Regions from separate parts of the Homo sapiens genome. Here all the other regions are linked to region 5. The links are chromatin loops, found by intact Hi-C in ENCODE. Cell type or tissue: endothelial cell of umbilical vein. All regions are shown on one strand. Region 1 has its middle 98 kb from the start of AADACL2-AS1. Region 2 has its middle 260 kb from the start of MBNL1-AS1. Region 3 overlaps MED12L (mediator complex subunit 12L). Region 4 overlaps IGSF10 (immunoglobulin superfamily member 10). Region 5 overlaps AADACL2-AS1 (AADACL2 antisense RNA 1). Region 6 overlaps MED12L (mediator complex subunit 12L). Region 7 has its middle 7.6 kb from the start of IGSF10.

Region 1 (4,000 bases), 110 kb before region 5:
TAGACAAAGTGTGTGTTGTGAATGGGTTTAACTTGTCACTCAAAGGAGTTTAATTTCACTGGATTATTCAACTTTATATCATCGGTCTCTCTCTTTTAAATAAATTAGTTTGGCATTCATTTCTTTGCTGACTTAAAAGTATTGGACCGACTTTTACATTTTTTATTTTTATGTCTATTTTTTAAGTTTTTTTTTTTTTAATTTCAAGAACTTCAGGGGTACAAGTGGTTTTGGTTACATAGATGAATTGTATAATGGTGAAGTCTGGGTTTTTAGTGTTCCTGTCACCTGAATAGTATACATTGTACCCAGCAGGTAATTTTTCATCCCTCCCTCCTTCCCTCTCTCCCTCTGAGTCTCCTATGTGCACTACCACTCTGTACGCCTTTGCGTATATATAGCTTAGCTCCCATTTATAAGTGAGAACATGTGGTATTTGGTTTTCTATTCCTGAGTTACTTCACCTAGGATAATGGCCTCCAGTTCTATCCAAGTTGCTGAAAAAGATATTATGTAATTTTTTATGGCTGAGTAGTATTCCATGGTAAATACACACACACACACACACACACACACACACACACACACACGCCACATTTTCTTTAGCCAATCCACTGGTGAAGGACACTTAAGTTGAATTTCAATAATATGAATTTTTCCAGTCCATGAATACAAGATGTGTTTCCATTGATTTTTGTCCTCTTCAGTTTTTTTTATCAATGTTTTATAGTTTTCATTGTAGAGGTCTTTACCCATTTCCTTGGTTACATTTATTCCTAGGTATTTTTTTGCAGTGCTTGTAAATGGGGTTATTTTCTTGATTTTTTAAAAGACAGTTTGCTGTTGACATATAGAAATGCTACTTACTTTTGTAGGTTGATTTTTGTATTCTGCAACTTTACTGAATTTATCAGTTTTAAGAGGTTTTTTGTATGTGGAGTACTTAAAATTTTCTCTATGTAAGATCATGTCATCTGCAAACAAATAATTGGCTTTCTCTTTTCCAATTTGGATGCCCTTTTGTTTTCTTTCTCTTGCCTAATTGCTCTGGCTCGGAATTTCAGTACAATGTTGACTAGAAGTGGTGAAAGTGGGCATCCTTGTCTAGTTGTAGATCTCAGAGAAAAAGCTTTTAACTTTTCTCAACTCAGTATGATATTAGCTGTGGGTTTCCATATATGGCCTTTATTATGCTGAGGTACATTCCCTCTATAACCAATTTGTTGAGGGCTTTTATTTTGAGTTTTTATTTATTATATATTTTATTACCTTAATTATTATTATTTTATCAAATGCTTTTTCTGCATCTATTGCAATGATTATGTGGTTTCTGTTTTTGATTCCATTAATGTTATACATCATGTTTATTGATTTATGTATGTCGAGCCATTCTTGCATCCCTGGAATGGATCCCACTTGCTCATGGTGAATGGTATTTTTAATGTGTTCTATAATTTGGTTTGCTAATATTTTGTTGAGGATATTTGTATCTATGTTCATCGGGGATATTGGCCTCTGCGTTTTTTTGTAGTTGTTGCTGATGTGTCTTTATCTGATTTTAAACAGAGAGTAAGATAGTGATTATCAGAGGCTGGGGAGAATGGAGGGAGGAAGAGTGATTAGTTAATGAGTATAAAGTTATAGTTAGGTGGAATAATTTCTGGTTTTCTATTGATGATTATAGTTAACATGGTTAAAAATAATGTATTTATTTTTCCAAATAGCTAGAAGAGAGGGTTTTGAATACTCTTGCTACAAAACAATGATAAATATTTAAGGTGATAGCTATGCTAATTTTCCTGATTTTATTATTACACAATGTATATATATATCAAAACATCATACTTTACCTCCAAATATGTACAATCATTATGTATCAATTAAAAACAAAATAAAACTTTAAAAAGTGTAAGACCCGTTCATTTCCATAGTATTTTTCTTTTTGTTTGTTTCCCTTATAAGTAGCAGCAAACTTTCATCTTAAAAGGCATTCACTACTCAGTGAAAAAGGTGTAATTTCAGAATAAATGTAAACTTTTTAAGGAAGAATAATCATGACACCAAAGCTACCACAGTAACAATTTACTTAGAAGGGAGTATTTGTGTTTGAAGATGATTACAAATGGAAATGGAAATGGAAATACTGAGAGAAAAAAACAACATATTTTGAGGATGAATTGCCCCTTCCTTTTTTAAGGACTTAGTCATGCCATAAACATTATTTCTTTAAAAGCTTAAGTTAAAATTCTTTATGTGTGATGGTCTGCCCTCTCCTGGGCCAGAGTCATATACAAAAAAAAATCTATTTGACTTGTAAAAAGAAATTCATCTCCAAAACAATAAAGTATCTTGCAAGTTAACTTGGTATTAAAATCTTAATAGGTATTCATGAGTGTGGTAATTTCTCACAGATTGCGGCCGTTTTTCAAATATTTGAGGAGTTCTTAGGTGTAGTTGTTCTATTCATTTCCTACTTATGTCCCTTTATTTTATTGCAAAATAAACACAGCTTGGCACTTGACATTTTCCCTGACCCATCTTTTAAACATACATTAGATGTGAGTCATAGGCAATGAACGGAACTCGCATTTTTGCCCACATATTTTTACGTTAAAAATGTTTTCATAATACATGTAATACAAATGTATTAAAGAAGAAAGTTAGAAAATAGAAACAAACAAACCATGAAAAATTACTTGTAATCACATCACAATGGTATAATCACCATTAATATTTGGGAGATTAATATTCCAGATATTTTATATATATTGTAATATATTAACTCCAAAAAGGTACTTATTTTATTTTATTTTTTATGTTTAATTTTTATGGGTACATAGTAGTTGGATATATTTATGGGGTACATGAGACATTATGATACATACATGCAATGGGTAATAATTACATCAAGGTAAATGGGGTATCCGTGCCCTCAAGCATTTATCCTTGCTTTACAAACAATCTGATCCCATTTTTTAGTTATTTAAAAATATACAATTAAATTACTTTTCACTACAGTCACTTTGTTGGGTAAGCAAATACTAGGACTTATTCGTTCTTTCTAACTATTTTTTAATACCCATTAACCCTCCCCAGTTCCTCTGCACCCACCCCTTACCCTTCCCAGCCTCTGGTAACCATTCTTCTACTCTCTATGAGTTCAATTGTTTTGATTTTTAGATCCCATAAACAAGTGAGAACATGCAAAGTTTGTCTTTCTGTGCCTTGCTTATTTCACTTAACTTAATGACCCCCAGTTCCATTTATGTTGTTGCAAATGACATGTTTTTGCAAAAGATCTCGTTCTTTTACATGGTTGAATAGAGCTCCATTGTGTGTATGTACCACATTTTCTTTATCCATTCATCTGTTGATGGACAGTTAGATTGATTCTATATTTTGGCAGGCATGTCACACGGCCAGAGCAGGAGCAAGAGAGAAAATCCAGGGTAGAGAGCATAGGTGTTACACACCTTTAAACAACCAGATCTCATGTGAACTTAGAGTGAGAACTCACTTATCACCAAGGGGAAGGCTCAAGCCATTCATGAGAGATCCACCTCCGTGAGCCAAACACCTTCCACCAGGCCCCATCTCCAACACTGGGGATTACAATTTAACATGAGATTTGCTGGGGACATATATTCAAACTATATAAGGTTGTTTATTTGAAGTTTTCTTCCTTTTTATATAGGCACTTATATCTATAAACTTCCCTCTTAGTATTGCTTTTGCTGTATTCCATGGGTTTTGGTATGTTGTGTTTCCATTATCATTTGTTTCAAGAAATTGTGAAATTTCCTCCTTAATTTCTTCATTTACCTACTGGTCATTCAGGAACATACTGTTTAATTTCCATGTGTCTGTACATTTTCCAAAATTCTTCTTGTTGGTGATTTCTAGTTTTATACTGCTGTGATTAGAGCAGATGCTTAATATTATTTCATTTTTTGAATGTTTCAACACTTGTTTTCTGTCCTAACATATGATCTATAGACAA
Region 2 (4,000 bases), 610 kb before region 5:
TATAACATATAAAATATATACAATTAATATTATAAATATGTAGTATTATGTATTCTATATAATATATTGACTATAATTTTGTATATTATATAATGACATTATATTATACTATATTAAACTACATTATGCTATATTATATTGGCCTTAATATATCATCTGGAATACACAAAATCCCTGTAGCAGGGGTGGAGAAAAATGTCAGAACCACACTGGTTCTTAATTTTCTTCATCTGAAAGAACACATGTCACTTCTTCATATAGTCCATTTACTGGAAAACTAGTCACATGGACCCACCCTAACTAAAAGCAAGTAGGAAACAGAAAGGAGATAATGGGTATTTGGTGGACACTAATGGTTTCTCTTACAGATATATTCTCGGTTTAGAAGATTTAAAACTAAGAATGGAGTGCTTTTCCAGTTTTTTATGTATCAGAAAATTTGTCCTCCAAAGTCACTGCTGACTTACGTGAAGGAAATGGCAATATATTTCTCTCTTGAGCAAGTTTGTGTCTTAAAAAATTAATATCTTTCTCTCCACACCATAAAATTGCCCAACTATGGCTTCAACAAAGCCAGTGGGATATAATTAGCTGAGACACATTATAGCAATATATGGTCTAATTACTACACTAGCTTGTAGCAATTTAGGGGAAGGATAAGCTATCATGTGAGCAAGCAATCATGCATGTTTTAGACAAGCATTTTCATATCCATTTTATAAATAAATACTAAACCAAGGTTTGAAAAATTAATTGATGATTTAGTAGGGGTTATAGAACCAATATATAGAGGTCTTCTGACTCTAAATCCCAGACTTTTACCGCTAACATAGCTTAGAAGGCAAAAGGTTTCCCTAGGCCTTCAATACTGCCCTCAAAATTTCCTCTTTCACTGAGTTCCCTTAGAAATTCAGTGCCAGAGTGAAAGAGGCCTCACACTAGGCACATCCCCTCTTGCCCTATCCCGCCATACCTCATAGTCAGGACTAGCTTTCCCCACTGATTACTCATCAGAATCCTCTGTCCCATGTGCCCCTTCCAAAGAGCACTGATATCAACAAGGCACAACAAACACAAACACATGATGGAAGACATAACATAGTCAACTTAAAGAGAAACTCACTTTAACTGGAGAAACAATGACTTGAAATTCATACACAGTGGAATTGTGGGCAATATGACAATGCAGTCATCTGAGCAACCTACAAATCTCGTTAGGTAGGACATTATCTCTGCTGACTCTTCAGGAACTATCACATCCCCATTAGGTGATTGTACTGACTGACTGATCTAACTTTGACATTACAGTAATTCATCTTATATAATAAACATTATTATATATATACAAACATACATATATATGTTTTAACTAAATGTTTAAAATATACTTCTCAAGAGAAAAAGGAAAGTTATGAAATATTTAAACACCTGAACACAAAATGATTAAAAAGACACTATCAAATATTTAGATTTTATTTCTTGGCAAACGCAAAGCAATTATTCTTGCATATTTAGTAATTTTTCCAGTATAATTATAAAACATAGATGAAGTCATAAAAAGTAATTGTTCTTATATTATGCTTTTATTATAACAGAAATAGCATGATGAAAAAGTTTATCAGACTTATTAATGTCAGGTATTAACATAAAAGTCATATAACATATAACAGTGTATTTCTAATATTAATAAGAATTTCTAATTCTTATTCATTTCTAATTGTTTTCTAATTCTTATTCATTTCTAATATTAATGCATGTTTCCATATTTATCATTGCCATTATTTTATTTTAGTGTAATTTGCATATTAAATTGATACCATTTTTGTTTAGTCCAATGTGCTGTAAAAGTTGCAGATGTTTATTAAAGAAGCTACTGCAGTTTGCATTGCCAACATTAGGTGGCAGTAGTTGTCTCTCTGTAATTCATAGAAGTTGTTTAACATGTTATTTATGTACTGTTGAAATGGTGTGTGCTTCAGTTCATTTCAAAAGTCTTTCTGTAGTAAAACAAAGATGTTAAACAGTTGATTCAAAATAAAATCAACTGGATTAAGGTTTTTAGAAGAACCAAATCACTGAAAACATTGTTACATTTGATTTTCTCATTTCATATAACTCAAAATAAAAATAGTTACAGTCATGCATTAGTTAATAATCGGATAGGTTCTGAGAAATGTATCTTTAGACAATTTTGTCATTGTGTGAACATCATACAGTATACTTACGCAAACTAGATAGCGTAGCCTCCTACACACCTAGTCATCATGGTATAGCCTGTTACTCCTAAGGTAAAAACCTGTACCAAATATTATTGTATTGAATAATGTAGCCAATCATAACTCAATAGTATTTGTGTATCTTAACATATCTAAACATAGAAAAGCTATAGTAAAAATACAATATTATCATATTTGGACCACTGTCATACATGTGGTCCATTATTGACCAAAACTTCATTATGCAGCATGTGACTATAAAACTTGCATGTGCACAGATAATTAAGATTGGGTTTATTTCTAGAATTTCTGCTTTCATAATTTTAGATAAATGTTTTAAAGCTAAATCATCTCAATGTCTCATGCTCTCTCTATCGATCTCACTCTTCTCTATTTATTTATTTATTTATTTATTTATTTATTTGTATATTTAGTGAGTATCCCTCTTTGTTCCTGTCCAGAGTACATGCTCTGGCAACTGGATAACCTTGTTTGAACCCAAAGACACACACTACGTAAGAACAATCCAAGTTATAATTCAGTGTTTACTAGTTTTCAATTCTGTGACGGTTAATGCTAATTTTTCAATGAATGAAACCAAAACATGAGTACACACATGCACACACACAGGGCTTCTTACTCCCTTTATTATAGTAACAGCAAATAAAAATGTCATAGTATTCTATTATAGTTAGAAAAAATTTTATTTAAATTTATTGTGGCTATATCAGAAATCCAAGCAAATTGATTATATTCAATATAGAACAGTATTACTAATTAGTATTATTAATAATACTAGTTATATATTATTATTAGTATTATTAATACTAGTTATATATTATTATTAGTATTATTAATAATACTAGTTATATATTATTATTAGTATTATTAGTATTAACAATACTAATAATAACAAAGGTATACTTGTCATTTGATACAAGAAAATTTTATATCTCAGACACTGGCAGAAACTTGAACCCTTATTCTGGAAGGTAGAGCTCGTGTCTATCTGTTCCACATTATATCTCTTGAGGTTAGAACAGTGCCTGGCAAATTCTTTGCCCTCAATAAATGTTTATGGATAAGCTGCAAGGACATTTCTGGGTCTCCTACTTTGAATCACAGTGTAGCACTTAGGGAATATACTTCAACTCAAATGGAACTAGATTTGAAACCCTAGCTCTGAGACTTACTAGCTATGGACATTGAGCAAGAAATTGGCATTTATTAACTTTTTAGAATATATTCATTATTAACATTAATTGAGCTTCAATTTTTTTATAGGAAAGAATGGAGGAAATAATGTGTGTAGAGCACCTCGTATAATGGGCACTAAAACTGGTGAATCTTATTATTGCTCACCCACAGTTATAATTTGTTAATCTGCATCCTGATGAAAGAATTTATGCAGACAACTGATATAATTTGGGTATTTGTCCCTGTCCAAATCTCATGTTGAAAGGTGATCCCTGGTATTGGATGTGGGGCCTAGTGGGAGGTGTTTGGTTCATGGGGGTGGATCCCTCATGGCTTGGTGCTGTCGTTGCAATAGTGAGTGAGTTTTCATGAGATCTGGTTAAGTGTATGGCACTTCCTGCCCCCAGTCTCTCTTTTGTTCCCTCTCTCTCCATGTGAGACATTTGCTACCCCTGTGCCTTCTGCCATGATTTTAAGTTTCCTGATGCCTCCCTAGAAGCAAATGCTGGTGGTATGCTACTTGTATACCCTGCAGAATCATGAGCCAATTAAACCTCTTTTCTTGGAAATTACTCAGTCGCAGGTGT
Region 3 (4,000 bases), 540 kb after region 5:
ATGACTGGTAGGAGACAAGGTAGGAGAGAGAGCCAGTGTCAAATCATGTCTGGCCTTATCAGCCCGAATTTTTTATACTAGGTATACTGAGGTAATATGTGACTTCCATTTAAAAAGGTTCACTATGATTGCTATATCTAGATCTCTCCTACCCAAAAGGTGAGAAATGACAAGAGGATCAAATAAGATTAAGTGTCCTTGTCCATGTCCATCTAGTACCATTCGAGGGAAAGACATGGTGTCATAGAAACACAGTGCCACAAGAAGGGGTCAATTAGGCTGTGTATCAGGATAAAACACCTCATAAGACCAATCTATCCACTTTGCTTAATTCCATGCTCTCCAATTTCTGTTGTGAATGCTCAGTTTCCTTATAGTACATAGATGCAAGAGCCTCAAACAGTGACCAGGAGAACTGTGTTTGGTGAAAAGGCAATGTCCAAATTATTTCTAAATAAACCAACATGCCTTCTGATTTATTTCTTGTGTACTTGGTTGGCATCAATACAACTGAGTTTCTGAACCTACAGATTTCAAGCTGAAAGCGTGCCTGATAATGTGGCATCCAAGCTTGAGGAGCTGGACTCACTGCCATGCCTACTGCAGCATAGATTGCTCCAGGTCCTCTCCTATGAGGCAGAGTTAGGAGACGGGCAGATAGTTCAAAGTTATATGCAATATATAAAATTTTACTTTTATAGGCAGTACACATTTATTGTATATATCTCATTAATATAAAGTTGTTAATCTTGTGGTGTCTACAATGCCAGGTAGAAGAATAAGGCATGGATTGTTTCTCAGCGTCTACTCAAAACATTTTGTAACCTTACTAGTTGTTTTTTTTTTTTTTTTTTGAGACAGAGTTTCACTATTGTTTCCCAGGCTGGTGTGCAATGGCGCGATCTCAGCTCACTGCAGCCTCTGCCTCCCAGGTTCAAGCAATTCTCCTGCCTTGGCCTCCCGAGTAGCTGGGATCATAGGCGCACACCATCATGCCCGGCTAATTTTTGTATTTTTAGTACAGACGGGGTTTCACCATGTTGGCCAGGCTGGTCTCGAACTCCTGGCCTCAGGTGATCCACCAGCCTCCGCCTCCCAAAGTGCTGGGATTACAGGCATGAGCCACCACACCTGGCCCTTATTAATTTAATCTCAGTATTTGAAAGGCAAATAAATGAATGCCGTTAGAAAGATATTTGCCTGTCTTAATATTATACTATACTTTACCTGGTTAACTTGATTCTGGAGAGATGTTAGGAGGCCTTCCCTTTGTTCATCTTGTCCCTTAAGGCAGGTAAGTACCAGTGAGAGGAAGGGTTGTTGACTCAAAAGAGACATACTACAAAGGAAGTAATAATAACAACAGATCTAGTTAGAAATAATGCATTACTTCCTCTGGCAACATTCATTTCTTTGCCTCACTATTAGATAAATAAGAGAGGTGGTAAATAGCCAAAGACTGCTTGAAAATTTAAATCATACCTCTACTTATAAAATTAAAAGCCACTGTAATGCTTCTAAATCACTTCGTATGCTCTAATTGCCCTCGAAGCCATTCTCAAACTAGCATCAAACCATACTGCATGTGAGCATGCCGGGCAGTGAGGGTAGAAGACAGTGAATTCATCTTCTACATCAATATGCAGAATTTAAAAATGTACATCAGAAAGAATATCAATTTATACACAGGATAAAATTAAAAATTTTTAAAGTTCTCATATAAAACTCTTGTTTTAGAGTCTGGGAAAACAGGCCTATATATATGTCTGTTGAGCTTGTTTTGGGGTTTGATTTTGTTTTTCAGCACATTTCCCAAGACCAAAAAGCAGGGTGTTAGTAGAGCTAATTCATCAGCCAGGGCTGAGGACTCCAAAAACAGTGTACTTGCTGGCGACCCCTAGTGTGCAGCTCCAACACAGCCCACAGGCTCCAACATAGCCCGCAGCATCCACTGGTAAAGAGGTGTCAAGGCATTTGGTTAAAAATTCTGTTTTAAATTGGCATTTTAACAAAATGTCTTCAATTAGAGAATAATCAACAAATCATATTGACAAACAAAGCGCCATGTTGGAAAGACAAATTTCTTAAAATGAGACCTAGGCCAAAATATTTCAATCAGCATTATTCTCCATGGGCAGAATAAAGAGCCCCTGATGTGGGAAGAGCGATCTTTCAAGTCTCTTCAATACCATCTGTCCTGCCTATGGGAAGTTAGGCAATGCACATACACTCACCTATCAGCAAATATGATTTGAAAATTAGAATTATGCTTCCTTGTTGGTTAATTAATCCTGGCCAACATGGTAAAACAACCAGATGTAAAACAAATACAGTACATACAATGCTGGGTCTCTACCAAAATGTACTGTAGTTAAGAGCACAAGCTCAGAAGCCAGACCTCCTGGATTTAAACCCAGGCTTTATGTCCTTCACTGTGTGTCCTGGAGCAACTCATGTAACCTTTAAGTGTCTGTTTCAACATGATATAAAGAAGATAATGAGAGTACCTACCACATGATTGCTATAAGAATTTTAAAAGCTCATGTACATAATGAGTTTTAGAGAGGAGTTGCCATTCTGTAAGCAGTCAATAAATGGTGGCTACTATAGTATTATTCATTAGTGGACAAGAAATCTATGTGCTTAAAATATTTTTTTAATGGAAGAAATTATCAATTTTTTTCCTTTACTCCTAGGTTTCTTGGCATTTTCACATTAGGGTGAGGTTTCTTTCTTTCTCAGTAACACGGTTTTCAAATATAATTACTTGAAACCTTTTCTTGGGCATAAAATAAATTAAGAAAACATTAGTTGTGGTGGCCGAGGAGTCTTAATGTCTAGTCTAGAACAGGAGCCCTAAATGTTAAAAATATGAGCAACTAGTTCAGACACCAACATGCCAGAATTATACATTATATTTATTTTAAACATAAATATCTAAATAATAAAAAAATAGAAATAATTAAAAATAAAATACAGGGATCAGGTAGCTATCCAGATCTGATTCAGTTGGTCTAAAGCGGGTCTCGGAAATCACTGTTTTTAACAGTTCAGCAGTGATTTGGATATAAAGGCAGAATTGAGAACTAATGTATTAAGGATTATAACCTGAAATTTTTTAGGAATAAGACAGCCTTGCCTAATAGAATATTCCCAGTTCCATTTAAAAACTAAATTTCAGTGGACTGTGGGTACAGTGACCACACAGGTTTACAGGAAGTGAGACTTTCTCAATTATTCTTTAAACTCTCACACAGACGCCCATCTTCCAGCCACACCTTTTCTGTTTCTGTCTGTCCCTTTCCTTTTTGGAAGAAGAACCCAAGTGCTGTCCCTTCTCCAGCTCTTCCCCAGCGGCTTTCAGCACTCTTCCTTGCACAGAAGTTGGCAACCTGGCGATGAGGGGGGCCACCAACCATACACCCCTGCGTTCGGAGGAACTAAAATCAGAAACAGGTGTTACACCGGAGAAAGCATCCTTTCCCCTGCTCTCACAGTTATAACAGAAACTCCAAAGCGAAACTTTGATGTATGAGACACACAGACTGTTCTAAAATTTCCCTTTTATTTCTGTATTATCTTTCCTTTTTCCGAACACTAGACATTTGCATGAGCTTTCCACCTAAGCCTACAGAAAGCAATAAAACATGCAGTTCTGGAAGGATATTGTAACTAAACTGACTTTAATGTTTTCCGATGACCCCCTCTCTCTAATTAAAAACAATCACTTTGTCCAACAAACAATATACTTTTCTGTCACAGTTACAATATGAAATATTATATGTAAGCATACTAATAGCTAATTTTTAAGGTTTAAAATTCGCTAGTTATACTTTATACCAAAATGATGAAATACAAATCAGCCTTTCATGATTAAATAATTACTTTAAGACTTTATATGCCTACTGGTTCTAATTCTGCACAAAAATTACCAGGATATATTTGTGCAAAATAATTAATTAATAAAAATGGTGGAAAAAGCGTTTCCCATATAATGAAT
Region 4 (4,000 bases), 480 kb after region 5:
GATCTCTGCTCACTGCAAGCTCCGCCTCCCAGGTTCACGCCATTCTCCTACCTCAGCCTCCTGAGTAGCTGGGACCACAGGCACCCGCCACCACATCCGACTAATTTTTTGTATTTTTAGTAGAGACGGAGTTTCACCATGTTAGCCAGGATGGTCTTGATCTCCTGACCTCGTGATCTGCCCGCCTTAGCCTCCCAAAGTGCTGGGATTACAGGCATGAGCCACCGTGCCTGGCCTCAATATTCATTTTATAGCTGGCTTTCTATATAAATTATATCTTCAAAAATCAATAATTATAGCTTATGAGGTTTTTTTTTGCAAGTGGCATGACTTTACACAATGGTTTTCCATTACAGGACAAAAAATGAGGATGAGAATTTCCATCTTATATATCTGTTTATTCATTAATAGAAAACATCCATGCAAAAAAATTACACATAGTAAATGTGAATTTGTACTCATGCTTAGGAGTTGAAGATTTTCTTCTAATGACACGAGTTGATACTGAATACAGCTAATAAATTTAACTTGTGATCTTTAGTTCAAAAGTAAATGTTAATTCTCAAGTTTTTCAAATGTCATCAAAAATCACCTAAATTAAATTGAAATTTGTTTAGATTTAGAATTTTTAAATGCTGAGTTATGAAATGTGAGTTTTGTGCTTTGGAGAGGCTGAAGATGCCTCTGCATTAATCTTTATTAAGAATTCTGTCTTCCACTCTGGGAAACCTTCTATTTTCAAAAGTAAATTATCTCTCTCAAAAATATTAGTTTATAAAAAGAAACATCAATAGTTCTGTCTGTTATATGTCACAATCTCCAGTTGCATCAGATCTTGGGTGCAGGGGATATCACTCTAAGCCAGTTTTTCTCCAAGGGAAGACCCCCTACCAGTAGCATTAGCATTGTCTGGGAATTTGTTGAATCAGGAGCTCTGATTTTGTTTTAATAAGCAATCTGTTCTTAAAAGCCCTCCAGGTGATTTTGTTGCTAAAATTTGACACTTGTGTTCAAACTTAATTATTTATGTTAGCTGGGAAGTTTTTTAAAGAGTGGGTTTCTACATCCTTGGCGAGACCTATTGAAGCAGAATTTCAGGAAACCAAAGCCGGGGAATATGCATCTTAAACTCGACCCATGTAATTCTAATGCAGCTGATGAGGGATCTTCATTGAGAACCCAGTTAGAACAGTGGTTCTTTGCTGCACATGGAAACCTTTAATCCGGAAAATTCTAAGAATCCTGATGCCCAAGCCATGCTGCACACATATTAAGTCAAATTCTGGAGGTGAGACTCAGACATCATTATTATTTTAAACTCCACAAGTGTTTTAATGTTTAGCCAAGTTTAAGAACCAATACTTTTAGAAAGCATTAGGAAAGAATGCCAGTATAGCATGGTGGAAAGCGTAAGGCTTGAGAACCAGCCCTGTGACCTAAGGCAAGTTGCTAAATCTCTCTAAATACCAATTTTTCAGCTGTATAGTGAGGGAATTACTTCAAGATTAAACAACCAGTGCAAAGCACCTGGCAGTTTCCCTTCCTTTAGGTGTATTTGTATTGATTTTACTTTGGTTTATATGCCAGAGAACTTCCTTCCATACTTGGGGAAAAAAAAATTTTCTCTAATATTTTACTATAATACTTTCCATACTTACCTTTGCTGGAGAATAACAGTGACTTGATGACTGGGTGTGGTGGTTCACGCCTGTCATTCCAGCACTTTGGGAGACCAAGGCGGGAGGATCGCTGGAACCCAGAAGTTGGAGACCAGCCTTGGCAACACAGTGAGACCCTGTCTCTACAAAAAATAAAAAAATTAGGAGGGCATAGTGGTGTGTGTCTGTAGTCCCAGCTACTCAGAGGTTGAGGTTGGTGGATTGCTTGAACCTGGGAGGTTGAGACTGCAGTGAGCCGTGATCTCACCACTGCACTCTAGCCTGGGCTCCAGAGTGACACCCTGTCTCAAAAAAATATAAAGTAAATAGAAAATAGGAGAGAGAGAAATGACTTGAGGCTGTTTGACTTGGTTAGCACTTATGCTATGAAAACAGTTTTTACTTTCCTCTCGTTTTATCTACCTGCTTAGCCCATGTTGCCCAAAAATAAGAAAGACGTTTTCTCATATAGGTATCCCTGATAGCACTTTTAGCACCAGTTGAGTCTCCACTGGTCTAAAAAAGTAGATTTAGTTTTACCAGGAAAGATCTGCCATCTGGTGGTTAAATTTGGTAATGATAGGCTGTGCAGCCACTGTACATCTGGAGAAAAATGGTATTCCACACAGCTCAATCTAGTGCAAAAACTAGTCACTGTACAGCTGCCCATAGAGGGCAGATGCTGCAACAACCTTCTAAGGAACCTTGCGTTGGTATTCTAACAAAGTAAAATTTATTTTTTTCTAAAACAGTTTCATTTTTGTCACCCAGACTAGAGTGTAGTGGTGTGATCTCGGCTCACTGCAACCCCAGCCTCCTGGGTTCAAGCGATTCTCAAGCCTTAGCCTCCCGAGTAGCTGGGATCACAGGCATGTGCCATCATGCTCAGCTAATTTTTCGTATTTTTAGTAGAGATGGGGTTTTGCCATGTTGGCCAGGCTAGTCTCAAACTCCTGCCCTCAAGTGATCTGCCCACATTGGCCTCCCAAAATGCTGGGATTACAGGTGTGAGCCACTGTGCCCAGCCAAAGTAGAATTTTCTAACCAAATGATTCAGTAATTGTTTTGTTACTAATAACTGTTTAGAAAGTATCATCTGGCATCTTTTCTGAGCAACTGAGTTTACCTATATATATTACAAAATCACCATGTTTGTGGATCCAATTAGTTTACTTGGTATGTGAAATGGTCAAGGAAGTCATGGTGTCTAGAACTCCCATATTTCTAGCATGTGCCTCTTCATTAAGATTTTTTTTAAAAAATTACTATGTAACGGAGATTCATTTGAATTCCATCTGAGAAATACTTACTTGCACTAAATTATACCTGTTCAATTAGATAATTTCATCTTTCAGCAAATGGCTTAGAAGACAATAAGCTGGTAGTAATTTTATTTTTTTATTGCAACAATTTAAAGCTAATCACACATACAAAAACAGGTAACTATGAGGTGATGGACATGCTAGTTAATCGTGGTCATTTCTCTCTCTCTATATATATATATACCTCAAAATGTATGTGTATATATATATATCTCAAAATGTATATATATATATATCTCAAATATGTGTATATATATACACACACACCTCAAAATGTATATATATCTCTCTCAAAATGTCATGTTCTACACCTCAAAGATACACAATTTTCATTGGTCATGCTTCAATAAAGCTGGGGCAGAGGGAGGCAATCCTGAGTAAAACAGTTTCCCTCATTGCTAACAGCTGCACACTCAAATGAATCTCTTTTCTCCTTAGAGTGGGCAGCTGGATCCACGTCTACCCTAATGGATCCCTGTTTATTGGATCAGTAACAGAAAAAGACAGTGGTGTCTACTTGTGTGTGGCAAGAAACAAAATGGGGGATGATCTGATACTGATGCATGTTAGCCTAAGACTGAAACCTGCCAAAATTGACCACAAGCAGTATTTTAGAAAGCAAGTGCTCCATGGGAAAGATTTCCAAGTAGATTGCAAAGCTTCCGGCTCCCCAGTGCCAGAGATATCTTGGAGTTTGCCTGATGGAACCATGATCAACAATGCAATGCAAGCCGATGACAGTGGCCACAGGACTAGGAGATATACCCTTTTCAACAATGGAACTTTATACTTCAACAAAGTTGGGGTAGCGGAGGAAGGAGATTATACTTGCTATGCCCAGAACACCCTAGGGAAAGATGAAATGAAGGTCCACTTAACAGTTATAACAGCTGCTCCCCGGATAAGGCAGAGTAACAAAACCAACAAGAGAATCAAAGCTGGAGACACAGCTGTCCTTGACTGTGAGGTCACTGGGGATCCCAAACCAAAAATATTTTGGTTGCTGCCTTCCAATGACAT
Region 5 (4,000 bases):
ACTCTATGTTTTTTTCTACACATTAGAAAAATTTGAACCATCTACAGTAGTCCCCACTTATTCCTTGTTTCACTTTTTGTTGTTTCAGTTACTCATGGTCAACTGTGGTCCAAAAATATGAGCTATTTTATTATATTTTACATGTAACTCTATGTGAACAATTGGAGGAAGTACTGGTTTAGGCCAGTGGTTCTTAAAAAGTGGTCCCAGAACCAGTAGCATCGTCATCTGGGAACCTGCTAGAACATCAAGTCATTGGAACTCACCCAGAGCTACTGAATCAGAAACTCTGGGTATAGGCCCAGAAACGTGTGTTGACAAGACTTCCAGGGGACTCTGATCAGCGAACATGTGAACAGTAGGAGGTTTCAGCAAAAGGAAAGCTCAGGATAGAAACCTTGCACCAACATGGGCTGTCTTTTGGTGTGAACATATATAGACATGTTTTTGTGCTTCCCTGGGGGTGCTGAAGAAGGCTGATGAGAGCCAAGAACCAGCAGGCCTGGAATGGCCCACAATGGTGAGGAGTAAATGTGCCAAGAGCAGAAACTGCAAGTAATCTCTTAAACTATGGGCTGGTGGAGGAGAGCATGACTGAGACTCAAGGTGTATTAGTTTGTTCTCACACTGCTAATAAAGACATACCTTAGACTGGGTAATTTATAAAGGAAAGAGCTTCAATGGACTGACAGTTCAGCATAGCTGGGGAGCCTCACAATCATGGTGGAAGGCAAAGGAGAAGCAAAGGCATGCCTTACATAGTGGCAGGTAAAAGAGCTTATGCAGGGGATCTCCCATTTATAAAACCATCAGATTTCGTGAGACTTATTCATTACCACAAGAACAGTATGGGTGAAACTGCCCTCATGATTCAATTATCTCCATCTGGCCCCACCTTTGACACGTGGAGTTTATTACAAGTCAAGGTGAGATTTGGGTGGAGACACAGCCAAACCATATCACAAGGGGTTGGCAGCATCCGAAAGCGACAAGGAGGGGCCAAGGCAGCAACACGGTGGGCCACCCACCCAGTCTAGCAAAGAGCCAGCAGGCAGGGCTGGCCCAGCAAGCTTTCTGCTCTACTCAGGTGTTCTCCTGTGAGGTAGAAAGGGAAGCAGAGAAACAGCACTTACAAAGATGTTGAAGCTTACATTCTCTGAATATTTATATAATTTTCAGCTGCTTAATTTAGAAGAAGAAGTAACTGTCATACTATCTTCCTACGCAAACCCTGACCAGCTGAGAGTCCATGTATAAGCTACAGTTACATTTTTAAAAAAAGAAGAGAAACAATTTTACAAATCTGTATTAGTGCATATATTTCAACACAACAACATAAATCTACCTGATCCATTTCATTATTTGCTTATTTAGAAACTATTTCAGAATAAAAGATTATTATTTCAGATTCCCTTGTCAGATAGCCTGGAAAATGTGAAGACTGCTTAGGGTTTTGAAACATTCACTTTGAAGTCGTCAGAAATGTTGCAGTGACAATTTTAAAACCACTTGAGGGCAGTAAAAGCACATTTCTTAACTGTACATTGCAGATGATTTAACCATAACCTCCAAAATTAAAGACTTGGCCAGAATACCTTATCTGCATTTCTAACTTTGTCTAGAGTTATGCCCCCACCCCCATCTGCCAGGTTTATATTCCTAGTTTCTCAAATTTAAGTAGAACAAGAACAAAAATTTAAAGCACACATTCTGTTTTTGGTTTCTTTCATAAGCAATATTTTTGCTGTGGCTTATAATTGATGTATTTCAGAGACATGGCTCAATTAAGTCACAAGTTCAACTTCTTTACCTCAAATGTATGTATATTTCAACATCAATTCATATATGTGAGCATGAATGTTTGTGTGTGGATATGTGTGTGTTTACCCGGAGAGATTTGAGTATATAAATAAAAATAGTCGTTATCATTATAGTGAATAAGAAGAACTCTTTTGGGCACATTTATAAAGGTACTTTACTCTTTCCCATCACAGCCCTGCAAATCCACTGTCTTGGCATCTTCTTCATCACCACCTTGAAAAAAATCTTGGGCAAGTCCCATAAATTCTCAGAAATTAAAAGAAGAAAGGTTTCCTAGTTACCTTTCCCCCCTAAATTGTTTCATTTCAGTAATTAAATCACCTATCTCTGTGTAATACTTAAAATTGCTAACTTCACCTAAAGTTAAACTTCTTCCCTTTATTTTGTCTGCTTCCCACCAGAAGTCTGCAGTGGGGAGAAGTGGTGAGGTGGTCACACACATTCTGGTCCATGTCCCTACCAAGTTTCTACTCTTCTTCCCACAAGGCTGCCTCTGACTTGAGGGTTCAAGAGAAGAAGAGGAAAGAGGTAAAGAGCAGAAGGTGTTTTCTTTCACCAATACCTCTGCAATCTGACATTCATTTGGTGGGTTGGGGGGCACTGCGGCAGTAGTTCAAATCTGCCCATTTCTCTTGTGGTCATTTTTGAGGGCTTTTGTGAGCTGTGTGACTGCACAACCAGGTCAGGGCCAACTTCATGGGTGTGAGCCCTATGTAGAATCTCAGGACCACAGGCTTAGAGGGGTCCCAGGCTTGGTTTAATGCTCTGTTGTTGCCTCTGCATTTTTAAAATAATTTTTGATCAAGAGACCCTGCATTTTCATTTTTCACTGGGCCCCAGAAATTATACAGCTGGTTTTGACTGAGCCCCTTCAACAGCAGCTTTACTGCAGGACAGTGCTTCTTTTTCAGCTGATAATTTATAATCTCCCTCTGCCTCTCGGGTCAGATTTTGCCCCTAGCAGGAACCCCCTTGGACAGGGTCCCATGAATAAAGATCACACACCAATGTCTGTCCTTAGGTTTTTTGCTCCAGAAAAGCAAACACTTGTTGGGAGCATGGCTATTATAAAACTCTCTCTGCTAGAGTCAGAAGTCATCTCAGCCAACTCTCTCCAGTCACTTTCTTCTCAGACATGAATCAGGTAATTTGATTGTGTTCCTAAGCAACACCAGACCCATGTAGGCTCTCCACTTAGTCTTTGAAGTGGAGTTTAGTCCTCTCACTGGGCTTGAGTGAGGTGGAGCATCATATCTTCCTCCTCCAGATAACTGTCAAAAACCAATTCTTTCCCTAACTCCCTGGCATCTTCAAACTTAACTCTTTTGTACCCATAAGGTGGGTGAGAAGCTAATGGTCAAAACGTCAATTTTGGGCCCCTCCTATTTTAGGTCTGTACAGGGAGTTTAGCCTCACTTTGGAAGTTGCAAGTTCTTGCTCTCTTTGTTTTGTTCTCAGCCTTTAGGAAACTCTATAGAAACGGAGACAGAAAGAGTCTCAATATAATGCCCAATGACATCATTTATAGGGAAAACTTTTACTCGGCATTAGATATTTTGAAATTTAAATATTTATTTGAAGAACATTTTAAATATCCTCAATTCCCTTAATACATTAATATCTTCATTAGTAGAAGGGATCAATTCAACAAATATTTTGAGCATCTCCTTTGTGCAGGAATCAGTAATAAGTTGAGCTAATATGCAAATTAGCAAGAGAGCCTCCACATTCTTGAGGAGTTCACAGTTAGAAACTGAAAACACAAAGACAATTTCCTAAAGATGAGTAATAATAAAGTCGTGTACAAATGCAATAAGATCACAGGAAAGAGAGCAAATACAACTCTGGAAAAAAGAGAACATTTCACCAGAACTAAAATTAGATTTGGATTATAAAAAGATAGGAAGATGGTGGGCAGAATGTGGAGAATAATTTCGAAGCTAGAGGCAGTAATTTGTTCAAAGGCTATTGCGATAATCCAGGTAATATTATGAGGGCCTAAACTAAATCAGGGTCTCTTGGGGAAAAAGAAAAGAAGCATAAGTAGGTGGTAGAAATGAGAGAAATTATTGGCTTATTAAATGAGGAAGAAAAAGGAGCTGAAAAATAATTCTAGGAAAAAACAATCTCAAAATACCATCTTGCAGAAGATGGAGTATTAAATATAAAAATAATAGAG
Region 6 (4,000 bases), 690 kb after region 5:
GGCGTGAACCCAGCAGGCGAAGCTTGCAGTGAGCTGAGATCGCACCACTGCACTCCAGCCTGGGCAACAGAGCGAGACTCCATATCCAAAACAAAAACAAAAAACAAAAAAACAGATCCCAACATGTGAGCCTAGGACTCATAAAAAGTAAAGGTCTTTGATTTCAAATACAACTTGAACAACATCTTCAAGCTGCATAAAAGTGCATCTTTCACCCTTAAGTCCTACTAAGTTTGCAACTAATACAGTTGCTCCATTGTTGCATGCTCTAGTTAATAAAACACAAATTCGTTTAAGAATTGCTCAGTTCGCCTGGCGCAGTGGCTCATGCCTGTAATCCCAGCACTTTGGGAGGCCGAGGCAGGCGGATCACGAGGTCAGGAGATTGAGACCACGATGAAACCCCATCTCTACTAAAAATACAAAAATAAGCCAGGCATGGTGGTGGGCGCCTGTAGTCCCAGCTACTAGGGAGGCTGAGGCAGGAAAATGGCATGAACCCGGGAGGCGGATCTTGCAGTGAGCCAAGATCGTGCCACTGCACTCCAGCCTGGGCGACAAAGTGAGACTCCGTCTCAAAAAAAAAAAAAAAAAAAAAAATTAGCCGGGCATGGTGGCACGAGCCTGTAGTCCCAGCTACTCGGGAGGCTGACGCAGGAGAATCGCTTGAACCCGGGAGGCGAGGTTGCAGTGAGCGGAGATCACGAAACTGCCCTCCAGCCTGAGCAACAGAGCAAGACTCCATCTCAAAAAAAAAAAAAAAAAAAAGAATTGCTGAATTTATAAGTTATTACCACAGTATGTTTTATTAAAATCAAAGAACCCTCTAACAGGGATTAATACACAAAACAGGGAGGAAACATACAACACTTTGGGTTAGAGAGTATATGGGAATCACTTCTGTACAGTATTTCTACTCCCACTTAAAATTCTGGATATTTATATTCTTTTCCTTTGGCTATATAAGCCTGAATCTTGAACAAACACACAAGTGGTTGATATTCAGCTAAGCAGTTAAAGCTGTTGTTTTCTCACACATGGAAATTTGTCTTCATCTTCACAGCAAAGGATAACCACTAATGGTCTAACAGCCCCATGATCTGCAGATCTGAGTACTGCTTGCCTGAGAAATGCAAATACCATCTCAGTGAGGCGAAAAGAGGTCATGGATTCATTTCCTTGCCTGGCCCCAGGGAATAGGACCACATATTCCAAAACAATGCTGCAGAAGAACAGGCTGGAAAAAATTCAGTAATTCAGGCAGCTCAACCTAGTTCCAGGAGAAAAAAGAATTGGTTCCCAAAACCCTGAAGCCAGGAGTGATGCAGAGCTTTGTGCCACTCTCATGAAAGATTAGCATTGTGTAGGGACTGGTAAATTAGAACTGAAACACTCTGGACTTCATACATACACTCTGTTGTTGAGTGCCACTTCCTGTGACTAGAATAGAGGGATCATCAGAAGCAAAACCTCTCCCAATTTGTCCCTTGTTCAAGCACTGCTGGGCCACATACTGGAGGAAGCTCAGAGCACTCTGCAAAGGGTCTACTGTGCCTCCTGCAGCCCTGAATTTCAGTGTAGAAGAGCGTCAACTTAAATCAACTTAAAGAAGAGGGGAAACTGTCAGGAGCCTGATAGTTTATTCTGTTATCAGCTGAGTCACTCCCTGTACGCGCAATGTTCCCACTGAGTCACAGCCTGCCTCACACCAGGTATTTGATTCTTATGGGAACAGGAACCCTAGATGTAGCTGAGGTAGCTACTACTTCTCCCCTCATTTTAGACATGTAAAAACTGATACACAAAGGCAGTTAATAATTATCGCAATATTCTAGCGCCATACATGTAGCCAAGGCCCACTGTATCCCACAAGCATGCATGTAATCATTATGCTGCACTGTCTGTCCTCTGTCCACTATTCCAACAGAGCAGTAAATAAAGCACACTTCACATTCCTAGACCTTAGCATACAGATTACTTACTGCTGATGAGTTATTCAATTACAGTTAAGGTCTGACCCCAACAAGAAAGCTAAATTCTCTTCCTGTATCAAAATCATCTGAAACATACCTACCATTAAGGGGTCATTCCAGTGGTTCTCAAGAAAATTTAGAAATGTGTGGGGACGTGGCTGGTTGCACAAACCATGGCGTTCTACTGCCACCTAGTGGATACAGGCCAGGGATGCGGCTAAACACCCAACAATACACAAGACAGCCTACCCACAAAGAACTGAAACCGAAAAAAACAGTTAACAGTACCAAGGCTGAGAAACCCTGGACTATTCCAATCATTATAGGCAAAAAATTACAGGTCCATCCTGACTACCAAGATGCAGTCCCTAGAGTAAAGGCTAACAGTGGGTGGCCATTTTCCTGGCCCCCAGTTTGCCATTCGGGAAGACTGCATGACTATGTATCCATTGGAGGTCATGAGGTGCCTATGCCACACCTCACCCTCCACTGACAGCTCCCATGATCCATTTGCATAATCACAAAGTGAAGACAGGCTGGAGTTCTTAGACATGCCAATATGCTAGACTTGCAGTCTGCCACAAGCTATGCCAAAAGTGTTTTGAGGGAAGCGATTAGAATACAAAGTAAAGACTATGTTTGGACGTTATCAGTTTATAAATCCAACCTAATCCGTCCCCCCTTACCATTCTCACACATAATCAAGAGTTGGATCTGTTTGTAGCAGAAATTCAGATTTCTTTTATCTTTATGGGTTGTAAAGACTGTGAATACGAAGATCAAGAGGGAATCAAGAGAGGGCCGAATTTATGCTTTGGTGGAGGAGGAAGTTCTTGGGTATCTGCAATTCAGCCTAAGAAGAATATTTAGATATTTCTAATGTGAAAACTTAGCACAGCTCCTCAATGAAAGTATGTGGCCACACCATTCAGCCAATTTTAAGTTACATTAACACATGTTGGTCACTGACCTGGATTCTAACTGAAGGTAAAGTCGATGGGTCACAGCAGCAGGAGTTAGGATCAAGTGACCTGATCTTGAGCTCACATCTCCTGCCAGAGAAAACTGGCTGAAGGTGACAAACAGCAGCAAGCAGAGCTCTCCTTGTGCCAGGGGCCCCAGGGGATCTGCGTGTGGCATCCAAACCACATGCAGCAGATCTGGGTTTCTCCCTGCAGAAGAGTTTCCACCATTTATAGGTTAACGTTACCTGTTGTAATCACCATTCATGATAGTCCGACTCTGTATCTCTCTTTGGATATCAACGCAGGAGATAGAAAACTGAGTCAAAAAATCAGAAACTCATTTTAAATACTTTTAGAAACTGGCAAATCAAAAGGAGGTTCTCTATGCCGCAGTATCTGGAAGATAACTGAAGAAACTGAAGGCATCCACCTCATGCAAAACCTTAAAACTCAGATCAAAAACAAAAATAATATATATACTCTCAAACATACACACATGCACATTCCTTTCTTGAAAAAAAAACACTGGCTGACTTCTCAAGATGCGACTCCAGCAAAATGTTGAAGGGCCTGTGTAAAGGATCACATTCATATAAAACATGCTGCCCCCACATTCTTTCAGGAGCAGGGGAGCCCTGGCTTGGAATCAATCAGACATTAGTTTGAATACTGTCTGGCTATGTGTTAGGTGCCCTTTGATGAATCACTTAACCATTTTAAGCATCACTGTCCTCATTTGTAACGTAAACGTTTACTCATTGGCAAGATTCCATCATGTTACCCAAGAGCTTAGGCCATCCATTTTCCCCCACTGTGACAGCCTCTCGTGTCAGTCTTGATGCCTGTTCCTATAGCTCTCTCACCCCAAAACTCCTTCCTTCTTCTTTGCCTAGCTAAAGCCAACTCATTTGTCAATCTTCACTATCACATGCTCCAGGAAGGCTGCCCTGATGCCACCATTTCTGAAACTAGATACGTGCTCACTGTGTTCCTGTGCTTCCTCCTTCAATGATGACCCCATGTCATACCTTGAAGTGTCCCTCTGTTCAGCCTCCCCCTAGA
Region 7 (4,000 bases), 450 kb after region 5:
TGCAGGCTATAGTATGCAATGGGCCTATGTTCACCACCATGTTCTTGAGCAAGGACTCCTAATGCCTGATTGTTACACTCATGAACAAACAAGGTGAAAGGTTTAGTGTAATTTGGAAGTCCTAAAGATGAGGGCTGTTGTAAGGTCAACTTTATTTGGCCAACAGCCTGCTCATGACTGTCTTCCCAAGGTAAAGGCTCTGGTATAGCATTATTAGTGAGCTCATACAATGGTGAAGCTATTAAGGAAAAAATTGGAACTCAGAATCTGCAACATCCTGCAAGTCCAAGAAAACTTCTTAATTGTCTTTTGGTTGCAGGTCAAGGAAAACTTTGAATAGCTGTTATCCTCTTAGTTGAGAGGGAAATTCCTTCAGCAGCCAAGTCACATCCCAAATGGTGGACTTTTTGCCTTGAAAACTTAAGTTTTTCCACTGAAGCCTTGTGACCTTTGTATGAAAGTTGCTGTAAAAGGTAAACTGAGTCCATTACAGAGCACTCCTTAGTGGGACAGCATATATTCATCTATGTACTGAATGAGAGTAGAATTTTGAGGCAACTGTAGTGTCATTAAGTCTTGATGCAATGCCTGGGAAAAATAGAAAGGGCTTTGGTAAATCCTTGTGGCATTACAGGCCAAGTGTACTGCTGATTTTACCAAGTAAAGGCAAACTAGTATTGACTCTCTTTATAAACTGGAATGCTAAAGAAGGCTGAGCAGAGATCTATTATTGTGAACACTTGGAATCAGTGGGTACATTAGATAATAAAATATTAGAATTTGGGACTACGGGAAATCTTGGTATTACAATTTTATTATTGCCTGTAAATCTTGAACAAATCTTCAACCTCATCCTTTTGGCTTTTTAACTGCTAGGATTGGAGTGTTACAAGGGCTCCTGCATGGGAGTATGAGTCCTTGTTTAATTAAATCTTCTACAATTGGTTAGAGCTCTTGAATTGCTTCAGATTTTAGTGGATATTGGGGTAATTTAGGCAAAGGTTTAGGATGATCTATTTGGACTTTCATAGGTTGCACACTTTTAATTCTTCCTATATCAGTTGGGGAAGAGGCCCATAAACATTCAAGTATTTTTGAGAGATCAGGGGTATTACAGGCCTGAGTTTCTATCTTATCAATTTATTTCTGTAGACAGCATAACAATTCTGCTTCAGGAGAATCAGGAAACTCTGAAGAAGGTTTACATGCCCTTTTAACTTGAAAGTAAATCTCACCCTAACAAGTTTACTGGAGCAGCATCACATAGTACAAAAGTATATTTTTCTGAAAAGGGCCCCAATGTTAATTGGATGGGTTCAGATACAGGAATGTCTTGAACTTGATTTGAAACCCCCACCACAGAATGTAAATTATTTCAGCCATTGTGGAAGACTGTGGCAATTCCTCAAAAACCTAGAAACAGAAATACCATTTGACCCAGTAAACCCATTACTGGGTATATACCCAAAGGAATGTAAATCATTCTATTATAAAGATACATGCATGCATATGTTCATTGCAGCACTATTCACGATAGCAAAGACATGGAATCAACCCAAATGCCCAACAATGATAGAATGAATAAAGAAACTGTGGTAAGTATACACCATGAAATACTATGCAGCTATAAAAAAGAAATGAAATCATATCCTTTGCAGGGACATGGGTGGAGCTGGAAGCCATTATCCTCAGCAAACTAATGCAGGAAGAGAAAACCAAACACCATATGTTCTCATTTATAAGTGGGAGCTGAACAATGAGAACACATGGACACAGGGAGGGGAACAACATACACTGGGGCCTAGGCAGCAGGGCAGGGGGAGGGAGAGCATCAGGATAAATAGCTAATGGGTGCAGGACTTAATACCTAGGTGATGGGTTGATAGGTGCAGCAAACCACCATGACACACATTTACCTATGTAACCTGCACGTCCTGTACATGTATCCTGGAACGTAAAATAAATTTTAAAAATACAAACAACCCTCACAAAAATGACCCTTTTTACTTCTAGGGATTTACTGGCTTATTAAAGTGGGGTTTATGGTAGATAGAATAGCTCCAGTATTCATCGGGACTGTACACGACTCCCCATTTATTTTAACCTGTTTCTCCATGTTCATTTAAAGGTATTACGGGAGCAATTTAGTAGAGAATCCCTGGGAGCCCCGTCAATGCCATTATCAGGAGGGCTAAGGTCTCTTGGGCTCCCTCTAGTGGAGAAACAGTTCAGCCTAAAGGGAGGCTTATTGGCAGACCTCTTACATAAAAGCGGTCAATCCCTTTTCCAATGCCCTGGTTGTTTGCAATAAAGGCAGATATCTTGGGGTAAAGAATTTCTTGTTCTAGGATCTCTCGGTTGTGATTTAAAATGAGAATGAGAAAGGTCCCTTTGGTCGCAGCCCCTGTAGCCATTGTAACTGAAGGGTCAGCTTGTTAGCTTTTTGAGCTTTTTCTTGCTCTAGAGTCCTCTCAAAATGTTCAGCTAAAGCCACCAATTCAGTCATATCTGTAACTTCCCATCCAAGCTTATGTTTTTTAATTAAACTTCTAAGTTCAGGACGGAGTCCATTTATAATAGAGCAGTTAATGCTATTTCAGTCCCTGCAGGAAATACTCCTTGCCGTACTTTAAGCCCAGAATGTTTCACAAACAATGTCTCTAAGCGAGTTCTGTAATCTCAAACTGGTTCATCCTTTTGTTTTTGTTTACAAGATTGTATGACAGACTAATCAACTTTTTGCAGAAAAATATTAGAAATTGAATGTAAAATGTTTTCAGCCATTTTTCTTTCTTTTTTTCTTTTTTCTTTTTTCTTTTTTTTTTTGAGATGGAGTCTCGCTGTCGCCCAGGCTGGAATGCAGTGGCACGATCTCGGCTCACTGCAGGCTCTGACCCCGGGGTTCACGCCATTCTCCTGCCTCAGCCTCCCGAGTAGCTGGGACTACAGGTGCCCGCCACCTCGCCCGGCTAATTTTTTGTATTTTTAGTAGAGACGGGGTTTCACTGCGTTAGCCAGGACGGTCTCGATCTCCTGACCTCGTGATCCACCCACCTCGGCCTCCCAAAGTGCTGGGATTACAGGCGTGAGCCACCGCGCCCGGCTCAGCCATTTTTCTAGCTACTTTTGGTCCTTCTCATGAGGAGCTTTTGGAGGGGTCTTTAATACCCTCCTCAGGTTTGTCCCATTCTGCTACTGCCATCCATTCTTGAGCTTCATCAGGCCCTAATATCATGTGAATAAATTGGTAAAGGTCAGGAAGCCCTGGCTTGTAAGCTCCTATTAGGATTCTAAATTCCTCAGTAAATTTTTGAGATTTTCCCTTGAATAAGGGAAGTCCTTCACAAAACTTTAAGCTCAGTTTTAGACCATGGAGTGAAAGTAGTTATAGCAGACAGGCCTGGCTGATCAGGTCTTACTTTGTAAGGCATCTAACTTCCTCTTTTTCATCATCTTCAGGGTGAAAGGGTAATTTAGCAAAAAGGTTAGTGGACTCAGTATATAGGCAGAAATGGATAAAGAGAAGAAACAGTCGAAGTTAGTTCAGTCAGAGCACAGCCCTCTTTTGTCATGTCCTTGGTCTGGTGCCTAAGCTTTCCATTTGCTTTTTGCAAAGAATCTTTCAAGGAGTTAATTTTTGATTCATTTAGTCTTTTGGAGACCTCTGCATACCAATGAAAGACTATGTCCCACTGTTTCTGTGGGACATAGTCTTTTTCCAATATGCCTCACAAATACACAATTTTTTCCAAATTATAACTTCCTCATTTCGACCATCTTAAGTTCTCTTTAGTGGGGTTAACCCATTTTTCTAAAAATGCACACGTTGAGCCAGGCATAATGGCTCACTACTGTAATCCTAGCCCTTTAGGAGGCCGAGGCGGGTGGATCACCTGAGGTCAGGAGTTCAAGACTAGCCTGACCAACATGGTGAAACCCTGTCTCTACTAAAAATACAAAAATTAGCTGGGCATGGTGGCAGGTGCCTGTAGTCCCAGCT

Evidence for each region. Hi-C counts contacts between places; a loop is a spot of excess contacts. Peaks named below come from ENCODE experiments on the same cell type or tissue, not always from the same donor. Only the 100,000 strongest peaks of a DNase experiment are listed, where the experiment ranks them.
Region 1: it touches region 5 in a loop (4-fold over the local background); 4 of 110 quality-filtered maps call a loop at or near these places.
Region 2: a loop joins it to region 5, with 2.5 times the contacts of the local background. A loop is called at or near these places in 3 of 110 quality-filtered maps.
Region 3: a loop joins it to region 5, with 17 times the contacts of the local background. A loop is called at or near these places in 5 of 110 quality-filtered maps.
Region 4: it touches region 5 in a loop (31-fold over the local background); 79 of 110 quality-filtered maps call a loop at or near these places.
Region 6: a loop joins it to region 5, with 9 times the contacts of the local background. A loop is called at or near these places in 23 of 110 quality-filtered maps.
Region 7: a loop joins it to region 5, with 12 times the contacts of the local background. A loop is called at or near these places in 28 of 110 quality-filtered maps.

Annotation. Positions count from the first base shown.
Region 1 is chr3:152,024,648-152,028,647 of GRCh38, reverse strand. No RefSeq gene overlaps it. Among named protein-coding and RNA genes, the nearest start is that of AADACL2-AS1, 98 kb to the right of the region's middle. In endothelial cell of umbilical vein, a CTCF peak has its summit at 2,253 (motif pointing left); a DNase peak (open chromatin) is centred at 2,347; H3K27ac peaks cover 3,064 bases.
Region 2 is chr3:152,522,636-152,526,635 of GRCh38, reverse strand. No RefSeq gene overlaps it. Among named protein-coding and RNA genes, the nearest start is that of MBNL1-AS1, 260 kb to the right of the region's middle. In endothelial cell of umbilical vein, a CTCF peak has its summit at 1,887 (motif pointing right); a DNase peak (open chromatin) is centred at 1,905.
Region 3 is chr3:151,377,452-151,381,451 of GRCh38, reverse strand. It overlaps MED12L (mediator complex subunit 12L), which reads right to left. Exons shown (of 45, transcript NM_001393769.1): 31 at 3,279-3,440; 32 at 1,228-1,339. All of the region lies in intron 1 of P2RY12 (purinergic receptor P2Y12), which reads left to right. Among named protein-coding and RNA genes, the nearest start is that of P2RY12, 5.3 kb to the left of the region's middle. RefSeq lists an enhancer at 3,315-3,384. In endothelial cell of umbilical vein, a CTCF peak has its summit at 1,913 (motif pointing left); no DNase peak of the experiment used is centred here.
Region 4 is chr3:151,438,016-151,442,015 of GRCh38, reverse strand. It overlaps IGSF10 (immunoglobulin superfamily member 10), which reads left to right. Exons shown (of 8, transcript NM_178822.5): 8 at 3,419-4,000. Among named protein-coding and RNA genes, the nearest start is that of IGSF10, 21 kb to the left of the region's middle. In endothelial cell of umbilical vein, a CTCF peak has its summit at 2,249 (motif pointing left); a DNase peak (open chromatin) is centred at 2,205.
Region 5 is chr3:151,915,964-151,919,963 of GRCh38, reverse strand. All of the region lies in intron 1 of AADACL2-AS1 (AADACL2 antisense RNA 1), which reads left to right. Among named protein-coding and RNA genes, the nearest start is that of AADACL2-AS1, 10 kb to the left of the region's middle. In endothelial cell of umbilical vein, a CTCF peak has its summit at 1,505 (motif pointing right); a DNase peak (open chromatin) is centred at 1,523; H3K27ac peaks cover 326 bases.
Region 6 is chr3:151,226,074-151,230,073 of GRCh38, reverse strand. The region is part of intron 16 of MED12L (mediator complex subunit 12L); the gene reads right to left. The region is part of intron 1 of P2RY14 (purinergic receptor P2Y14); the gene reads left to right. Among named protein-coding and RNA genes, the nearest start is that of GPR171, 25 kb to the right of the region's middle. In endothelial cell of umbilical vein, a CTCF peak has its summit at 2,166 (motif pointing left); DNase peaks (open chromatin) are centred at 1,683 and 2,143; H3K27ac peaks cover 495 bases.
Region 7 is chr3:151,466,708-151,470,707 of GRCh38, reverse strand. It overlaps a transcript of IGSF10 not described here. Among named protein-coding and RNA genes, the nearest start is that of IGSF10, 7.6 kb to the right of the region's middle. In endothelial cell of umbilical vein, a CTCF peak has its summit at 2,220 (motif pointing left); a DNase peak (open chromatin) is centred at 2,227.